Regions from separate parts of the Homo sapiens genome. Here regions 2 and 3 are each linked to region 1. Evidence: chromatin contacts called from ENCODE Hi-C or POLR2A ChIA-PET data. All regions are on one chromosome and are shown on one strand. Each heading gives the region's core, a stretch centred on a gene start or an enhancer-like site at or near the end of the contact. The rest is flanking DNA. Distances are from core to core; before and after follow the strand shown. Region 1 has its middle 16 kb from the start of SNORA75B. Region 2 overlaps LDB2 (LIM domain binding 2). Region 3 holds the start of MED28-DT (MED28 divergent transcript).

Evidence for each region. Hi-C counts contacts between places; a loop is a spot of excess contacts on that map. ChIA-PET counts read pairs that join two places held with the same protein, here RNA polymerase II (POLR2A). Pooled maps may share reads with other maps.
Region 2: a loop to region 1 is called in a map of endothelial cell of umbilical vein, with 5 times the contacts of the local background. The contact joins two enhancer-like sites. A Hi-C loop is called at or near these places in 1 of 168 maps with a recorded cell type or tissue (endothelial cell of umbilical vein). POLR2A ChIA-PET finds 5 or more read pairs at or near these places in 3 of 52 experiments (GM12878, WTC11 and endothelial cell of umbilical vein).
Region 3: a loop to region 1 is called in a map of naive thymus-derived CD4-positive, alpha-beta T cell, with 14 times the contacts of the local background. The contact joins the promoter of MED28-DT here to the enhancer-like site in region 1. A Hi-C loop is called at or near these places in 1 of 168 maps with a recorded cell type or tissue (naive thymus-derived CD4-positive, alpha-beta T cell) and 7 of 50 pooled maps. POLR2A ChIA-PET finds 5 or more read pairs at or near these places in 1 of 52 experiments (activated T-cell).

The regions. Positions count from the first base shown.
Region 1 is chr4:17,335,077-17,338,088 of GRCh38, forward strand. No RefSeq gene overlaps it. Among named protein-coding and RNA genes, the nearest start is that of SNORA75B, 16 kb to the left of the region's middle. Within about 2 kb of position 1,560, at least 6 of the 41 ENCODE cell types and tissues checked have a DNase peak (open chromatin) inside an H3K27ac peak, as active enhancers do; they include endothelial cell of umbilical vein, where a contact is called at or near this core.
Region 2 is chr4:16,857,093-16,860,104 of GRCh38, forward strand. All of the region lies in intron 1 of LDB2 (LIM domain binding 2), which reads right to left. Among named protein-coding and RNA genes, the nearest start is that of LDB2, 40 kb to the right of the region's middle. Within about 2 kb of position 1,498, at least 4 of the 41 ENCODE cell types and tissues checked have a DNase peak (open chromatin) inside an H3K27ac peak, as active enhancers do; they include endothelial cell of umbilical vein, where a contact is called at or near this core.
Region 3 is chr4:17,613,174-17,616,185 of GRCh38, forward strand. It overlaps MED28-DT (MED28 divergent transcript), which reads right to left and starts at 1,407. Exons shown (of 3, transcript NR_186331.1): 1 at 969-1,407; 2 at 759-865. It overlaps MED28 (mediator complex subunit 28), which reads left to right and starts at 1,468. Exons shown (of 4, transcript NM_025205.5): 1 at 1,468-1,640. The coding sequence starts at 1,482. RefSeq lists enhancers at 813-2,012, 1,118-1,407, 1,508-1,617.

The DNA.
Region 1 (3,012 bases), core at 310-2,809:
GCATGTGATCATGCTGGATTTACAACAGGCTCTAAATTCAAGGATGGTGAGAGAAAGGAACAGGGACCTTTCAGACACACAGACACAGACAGACACACAGGGATAAAGCCTTGTGCAGACAGAGGCAGAGACTGGAGCGATCCGTCCACAAGCCAAGGATCACTAAGGATGGTCAGAGCCGCCGGAAGCTAAGAGAGAGGCAAGGACGGACTCTTCCCCGGAACCGCCTGGGGGACCACCCCTGCTGACTTCTTGCTTTCAGACTTCTGGTCCCCAGAATTGTAAGAGAATAAATTTCTCTTGTTTTCAGCCACCATGTTTGCGGTAATCAGTTACAGCAGCTCTAGGAAACAGAAATAAGGGGATCACTGTGAAGTGCAATATGAACACACATATGATGCCTATATACCTGAGTCAAAGTATTTTCTGTTTATGATTTGGTTTCCTTTTGGAAATCCCCTTAAATGTCTAAACTGCTTCACCACCACCCCTCAAGTAAGTGCCCCCTTCCCAGCCTCACCCCCAAGCGGGGTAAATCACCCAATGTGGTCTAGTCAGCATTCTACTGGCCTAAGCCAGCTCATGCTCTTGACTTGGCTGCCCTGTTTCTCCCACTTTCCCCTTATCTGTTACATCCCACTCCCCAGCGTGGAGTCCAGTTGGATTCCATGACTTTGTGTAGCCTCTGCATCTGTGACACCTGTTCGTTCACTCCCAGTCCTCTCGACCTGCAAGTTCCTCCTTTCTTCCACATCCAACCCCAGGAGCAGCTCTTGCAAGTTCCAGGATGCCCCCACCCCCAATCCTGATCTCACTGCCCTCCCAAGTAGGTCCTCTTAAGAGCCCAACTCCCAGCACAGAGCATCTGTGAGCATGTCATGAGTAAACACATTTTCCTGCACAATCAATACACTGATGATGGTGTTGTTAATTTCGAGCAGTAGTAATTAAAGAAGGAGGACCTTTTCTTGTCTATCTACAACACATTTTCAGGTTTGAAATCACACATGTTATCTTTAACAAACCCATTTCTCCTCAAGACATTTTCTTACTTACTTCATCAGACACTTGAGAGCTATCCGAATAAAAATGAAAATATGCTGGCCTCCAGGAATGGTATCTTTCCTGATACCTAATTAAAGCAAAAGTCAATATCTAGTCCCACCATAACTGATTTGCTAATTGTGCTGAGGTAGGTAATATTCTTACTCTTTAAGTCAACTACCACCCATCTCTACCCTGAAAAAAATTATTAGATTTTTTGCAGTGAAAGCAAACCAAATGAAGGCATTTCACATTCCTGGGACACTGCAGGTATTTTTATTATTAGGAATGTGTCTATGCAAAATAAGAGGCATGCCAATTAGCAACATGATTAGTTTTCTCCATGACGGGGGGAAAGGCACCATTGAGAACTCCATAGTTTATTGTTGTAATTTTGACACAACTCAGTAGTTTTCCAGAAGGTCAGAGGGCCTGAGGCAGATGGTGGGCTTCCTCTGATTCACCACAGTGACGTCCTTCCTGGCCAGGCCCCGAGCCCTGGTTCAGGCCATTTTTATCTTCCCTCCTGCGACTGCCAAAGCCTCACGCCCGGCCAGCCTGCCACTTCCCACAGCCTCTCCGTCCATCCGCCTAGAGATGCAGAGCCACCTCTCACATAGCTGATGATGTCACTGTCATGTTTAAAACTTTCCTCTCACCTTTGCCTTGGGGATAAAATCTGAACCCCGAGACCCATTCTCTCTGAGTCACATCCGCCTCACACGCTCTCTGGCAGCAAGAGACACCTGAACTCAAACCACATCAAAGTAATTTGTGTTTCCAGCTCATTTCACTCAGAGCCAATTTGCAGCATTTCATAAATGAAGGGGTTTTCTTGTTGTTCATTATGCCTATAGCCCTCTGTTTTATTTACTCTTGAACACTTCGGTCACTTTGCCTTTGCATTTTGTTATAATGTAACCTACTTGTTTAATTTGTTTTATTGTTTTTAAAATCCTGAAAAGACTAAACAATAATAAGCCCCTGAAAAGTGTGCAAAAACACACACACACAAAGGTGTACTGATGGTATTGTGGTTATGGGGTAGATTGTCCTTATTCATAGGAGACCTTTGCTGGAATTTTGGGCTGAGGTGTCATCATGTCTGCAGTTTACAAATGTTCAGCTAAAAGAAAAACTGAGTGTGAGAGAGTGAGACAATGTGGAAATTTTTCAAAATAAAAAGTTGGGGGGAATGGGGAAAGTGAATTGAATTTTAAGTAAATTCATCATTCAACAATTTGATCCTACATGAGCCAGCCTTTGGGAAGCAATGACTTTTAGCACCCTTGCCTCCTTATTCCACTCCCTCTGCCTGAATCCCTTGGTAAATCTAAGGCCCCAGTCCAAATACCTCCATGATCTTTCACTTGCTCTTTGCAGGCCAATCTAATCTCTCCCTCCTTTACAGTAATATTCTATCGTCCATACTCTTCATTCCTACAATGTTAATATTGCATTTTGGGTTGCTGTCAGCTTCCCGTGAGCAATTTGAGAGCTCCTAGTGCCTAGGATAGGGCCAGGCATACAAAACGTGTTCAAATATGTCATCCTAGAGGAAATCAGTGAGGAAATGAGTAAAACCATGCCATCTATTTTATACAGAATGACATATATTTTTTTGAAACACAGTCTTACTCTTTTGTCCAGGCTGGAGTGCAGTGGTGCGATCTTGGCTCACTGCAACCTCCACCTCCTGGGTTCAAGTGATTCTCGTGCCTCAGCCTCCCAACTAGCTGGGATTACAGGCGCATGCCACCATGCCTGGCTAATTTTTGTATTTTTAGCAGAGACAGCGTTTTGCCATGTTGGCCAGGTGGTCTCAAACTCCTGACCTCAGGTGATCCTCCTGCCTTGGCCTCCCAAAGTGCTGGAATTACAGGCGTGAGCTACCATGCCCAGCCTTCTTTTATCCACTAGGGTACTTGAGAAAATGAGGCAATATGAATTGAAACTGGGCCCACAAAA
Region 2 (3,012 bases), core at 248-2,747, 480 kb before region 1:
ATTCTCATAGAACATTCTCTCTGGAGCTTATGGAATACCCATGGAGTTTATGTCCTCAATGATAATATGTTGTCAGGTGGCAGCAGGGGCAGGTCGAGGGAAGCCCTTTGTTTCTTTGACATGTCTCTGTCCCTTGGTAGACCAATAGTTCCTCAAGGATTGGGAATGAATGGAATCTTACGTGCCCTTTTTATTCCTCACTGTCTGTGGCCATCTCTACCACCTCCACTTCTACTACTCACATCCAAGCCACCATCCTTGCTAGTCTGAACTGAAAAAGTCTCCAGACGGATAGCCCTGCTTCCATTCTTGCCTACCTACCATACATGATCTTCATAGCATCCAGGGTGAGCATTACACAAAGTTTAATTCAGATCAAAAGCTCAACTCAGAAGCCTCCTGTGGCTTCCCACTGGACAAAATCACAAGTGTTCACCACAGCCTTCAAAGCCTGGCTTCCTTTAATCCAACCTCCTGTCCCCGGACTGCCCTGGCTCACTCTGCTCCGAGCACAAAGAGGTCTTTGCCATTTCCCATGACACGCTGAGACCCTCCTGCTGCATGGCCTTGGCAGTGGCTCTTCCCTTTGCCTGGATGCTCTTCCTCGAAATGTTGGCAAGCCTCATTCTCTCACTTTATGAAGGTCTCTGCTCAAAGGTACCCTCAGCAGTGAGGCTTTCTCTGACTACCCTGTCTAAACAAGCAAACCTCCCGACCCAACTTCTTTACTCTCTTTTCCCTTACTCAGTGTTAGGCTCTTCATATCACATACCAGAACGCAGTACATCTTGTGTTCATGTTTATTTGTTTACCGTCCCTCCCTCCCTCCCCTCAGCCCAACCTAAAATAATGCCTGGGACTTGGTTGTTCAATAAATATATTGACTGAATGAGCCTCAGTTTCCTCACTTCTAAAATGGCAATAATACTGTCCCTCACAAGATTGATATTAATAATAATTACTGATTATTTGATTATTAAAATACAGCAAGTAATGCCTGCTATATTGCTAAATTCTTTGCCTGCGTTATCTCACACAATTCTAGTAACAACCCAGTGAGATAGATAAGATCATTATTCCCCACTTTACAGATGAGGAAACTGAGGCATAGAAAGGATGAGTCACTTCCCAGGTTCACAGCTGTGCCAATAATACTCAAAGCAAGGAGTTGCTCCTAGAGCTAAGTAGAATAAAGAATGGGCAGGCATGGTGAAAGCATAGAGCGCTTTATAAATGCAAGGAATTCCTGTTTACATTATTGCTCCAAGGAGGGCTTCATGCATGATGCAAGAATTCCCCCTGCAACTAGACGAGCCAGTGGTTGGGCTTCCAGAGAACTGGGTCTCAGTGAGTCACTGTGACTAAGAGGGACCGTTCAGGTGAAAAGAAGACTTTTCCCCCACAACAAACTTTTCTTAAACGCTGCTTGGGAAGGGTGTTTGCTAAGTCCATTTTCTGATCAGATAACAGTTTGACACTAATTCTTCTATTTTCAGCTGGCACCAGACCCGGTCCTCGACTTTATCACCCATCGGTTATCTGTGTCGCCTGAAGGAACTCCGGGTAAGGTACAGGAAAAAGGTGGGGGTATTGTTGGAGCTTCCTGCTGGCCAGTACACTGGCCTATTGTTGGATTTATTTTTTTAAACTATCACATCACAATTATTTCGGCAACATCCTTTTTCCATCCTGGACCTGATACAATATTTATTGAACTATACAAACTGCGTCAATACACAATTCTTTCCGTATCGTTGCCCAAGTTCTTTACGATATCTTTTAAAAAATTAATATCCATTAAAATATTTTGCTAATTGACACATGATCAGCCAACTCTCCATGCTTCAAATTAAGACTTTTTTAAAATAAAGAGTCTTCAGATAGAACTTTGCTCAACTGCTACATTTTTAAAAAACAAATGACAACAAAATGACATTTCTTGAGATTACTAAGTGCCAGGCACTATACTATGCTTCATTTTGTTAAAGCACTACCACCACTCCACAACAGTTAATATTCCCATTTTACAGATAAGGAAACTGAGCTAAGAAACGTGGTATAATCACACTACCAATAAGTCATGAATGCTTACTCTGATCCCTGGGAGTCCTACTCCAGATCTCTGACTACGTTCCAAAAAAAGAAAAAGAAAAATGACTTGTCCTTGAATCATTTTGCTGCTTTAACTTGTGTTCAGCTGAATTCTGTAAGTAGTGAATATACAGAGCTAGGCCCCCATCACCATCAAGGCTGGTGGTATGCCCTGGTGTTTCAATCACGTGCACCTTAATAAGAGCCATTTGACTAGCTATTAAACCGCATTTTGAAAGCCATAACAGTATGGCAATACTGAAGCTGCTACAATACCCCATTTCTGTTTTCCCCTCCTAATTACATCTATTGGATTATAGGAGCAAACCTTCACAACCAAATCAGCATCTTGAGACCTGCTCTTTGCATCCTCATTAGGTGTGCATTACTTTTCCCTACAACTATGCTTTCGGATTCTTTAACTGTGGTGTGACCAGAATCATTGACTCAGAGACTCAGTACAGAGAACTTGTAAAGCTGGGAGGGGCCATCTTTGTTTTATTGTAAATAGGATGCCCAAAGAGGAAGATGACTTTTCAAGGGCCACACAATCACAGTACCAGAGGGGTTACTGAAAAGAAAAAGAAGCAATGTTCATTGACAATCTGCTATGTGCCAGACACATTTCGTAATGAAATAACAGCAGTGATACAGATAATTATAAAAAGTGACATATATTGAACGTTTAAAATTTGTCAGGCACTATGCAAAACGCTTAATGTGAATTTTTTCAAGTCGTTAATCTTCTCCAATTTAGAGACAAGTACTATTATTACTCCTGTTGGACAGATGAGAAAACCTCTCAGAAAACCATGCCAGTCATGGAGATAGAATTCAAAGACCCAAAACTACCCAGCAACATGGCCCTGGCTTTATTTCAAACATGGGAAAATGCACTCAAAGTGCAGCCCTAACCTGGCC
Region 3 (3,012 bases), core at 157-2,656, 280 kb after region 1:
CTGTAATCCTAGCACTTTGGAAGACCGAGGCGGGCGGATTGTCTGAGCTCAGGAGTTCGAGACCAGCCTGGGCAACAAGGTGAAACCCCGGCGCTACTAAAATACAGAAAAACTAGCCGAGCGGCGGGCGCCTGTAGTCCCAGCTACTCGGAAGGCTGAGGCAGGAGAATTGCTTGAACCCAGGAGGCGGAGGTTTCAGTGAGCCGAGATCGCGCCACTGCATTCCAGCCTGGGCGACAGAGCGAGACTCCGTCACCAAAAAAAAAGAGAGAGATAAGCAAATGTTAAAAGCAGGTTACTACAAGATTAGCAGCCTAGTGCCGGGCGCGGTGGCTCACGCCTGTAATCTCAGCACTTTGGGAGGCCGAGTCGGGCGGATCACGAGGTTAGGAGATCGAGACCATCCTGGCTAACACGGTGAAACCCCATCTCTACCAAATATACAAAAAATTAGCTGGGCGTGGTGGCGGGCGCCTGTAGTCCCAGCTACTCGGGATGCTGAGGCAGGAGAATGGCGTGAACCCGGGAGGCGGAGCTTGCAGTGAGCCAAGATCGCGCCACTGCACTCCAGCCTGGGCGACAAAGCGAGACTCTGTCTCAAAAAAAAAAAATTAGCAGCCTGGCGCCTTGGCTCATTACTGTATTCCCAACACTTTGGGAGGCCGCGGCGGTAGAATCACTTGAGCTCAGTAAAACACCTGACTCAACTAAAAAAAAAAAAAAAAAAAAAAAAAAAAGCCCGTCGCGACTGCACGCACCTGTGGTCCTAGCTACTTGGGTGGCTGAAGTAGGGGGATTGTTTGAGCCCGGGAGGTCGAGCCCTGATCATGACACTGCACTCCGGCCAGGGCGACAGAACGAGACCCTGAGAAAAAAGAAAAGAAAGAAAAAAAAAGATTAGCATAGTGACTTTCTCTTTGATGTAACCATAAATATTTAAAGACATCAGTGCCGGGCACATTGGGAACCTCAACAAAGTTGTTTCCGTTATCCATCTCCGACCAGAATTCAGGAAGAACTTTGCCTGTCTTGTTCCCGCTATAACCAATGACTCAACAAATGTTTGTGGAGTGAGTGGGTGACCCTCTCCTTTTACCAACGGTAAACAGCCCGCGGAAAGAAAAAGTGACTTAGCCAAAGTCTCTCCAGGCATTTGGGGCAGAGTCGGGACTAGCATAGTAGTATCCTGACTCTCGCAGGAGGGCTCGCTCCACTGTAGTTATTAATTCTCCTCTCCACACAACCAGGTCTAATCCGGCCAAAGTCTTCAATTCTTAAGCTAAGAAAAAAGGAAAATACATGTAAACTCTGTTTTGCGATAGACAAGAAAACAGAAGAATTAAAAATCCTCCTTCCGGGGTGCACCAGAATCCTCCCATCGCTCGGTCCTGTCACGTGACCACGCCTACTACACCAGCCACGTGAGCTTCTGAGCCGGCTTCCGCGCAGGCGCAGTGGATCTCTCTTGCGCCATTCCAAACATGGCGGCTCCACTAGGGGGTATGTTTTCTGGGCAGCCACCCGGTCCCCCTCAGGCCCCGCCGGGCCTTCCGGGCCAAGCTTCGCTTCTTCAGGCAGCTCCAGGCGCTCCTAGACCTTCCAGCAGTACTTTGGTGGACGAGTTGGAGTCATCTTTCGAGGTAATATAAGACATGGGCGTCTTTGTCCCTAGCCTTCCCTTTTTTCTGAAACGTGAACTGCGCGTACGCGTATCTCCTCCAGGGATCCGAGCAACTAATTCACAAATGGGGAAACTGAGGCTTAAAGTAAGTCACTTGCTTTAGGCTTCCCCGTGGCCCGTATTCAATTCAGGTCTGCTGGCGGGGGCGCGTAAACTCGACGTTTGTGGAAACGTGAACCCGAAGTTTGCCTAAACCCCAAACTTGGAACCCTTCCAGATTCCCAGCCGGTCCTTAGTCTCATCCCCGAGCACCGTTTCTTGCATCCCTGCATGTTTAGTAAGAGGCTCAAGCCTTTTCGGAGCTGAGAGTTTCACTGCTGTATCCTGTATCCTTTCCGCTGGGCTTCACCTTTAAACGATCCTAAAGGGACTCTTAAGAGCGGAAATTGACTTAAGTTACCAGGCGCAGCTTGGTACTAAGAGCTGAGGAAGGAGGAATGCTGGAGGTTAGGGAGGGAGGGAGGCACAGGTGACCCAATCTCTCAGTTTTGCCCAAGGAGTTTACCTTGTAGCAAGAAAGGTGAACTGTATATTGAGGGAAGATAGAGAGGTGAAAATAAGTGCTCTGGTGATTTCCAGTAGTCTTTAAAGTGGAAGATGAGCTATTCCTGTGTAGTAATAAAGTAATGTACGTTCAAATTGGAGTTAACTTTTCCACATTTTAAATCCCAGTTTTGCCGGGCGCGGTGGCTCACGCCTGTAATCCCAGCACTTTGGGAGGCCGAGGCTGGCGGATCATGAGGTCAGGAGTTCGAGACCAGCCTGACCAACATGGTGAAACCCTGACTCTACTAAAAATACAAAAATTAGCCAGGCGTGGTGGCGTGCGCCTGTAATCCCAGGTACTCGAGAGGCTGAGGCAGGAGAATCGCTTGAACCTGGGATGCGGAGGTTGCAGTGAGCGGAGACCGCGCCATTGCACTCCAGCGTGGGTGACAAGAGCTCGACTCCGTCTCAAAAAAGTAAAATAAAATATAAATAAATAAAAATCCCAACTTTGTGACTTTTGTATTGTATCTAATAGCACAGTGGTAAATGAATATAATTTGCAAGCGATTATTCAGACTGCATGGACAAAATGCTTTTACCACACGGATGTACAAAGATTTAGAAATAAATGATTTGAGATGGAGTCTCACTCTCTCGCCCAGGCTGGAGTACAGTGGCGCAATTTCGGCTTACTGCAACCTCCGCCTCCCGGGTTCAAGCGATTTTCCTGCCTCAGCCTCCCGAGTTGCTGGGATTACAGGCACCTGCCACCATGCTATTTTTTTTATTTTTTAGTAGAGACAGGGCTTCACTATCTTGGCCAGGCTGGTCTCGAACTCCTG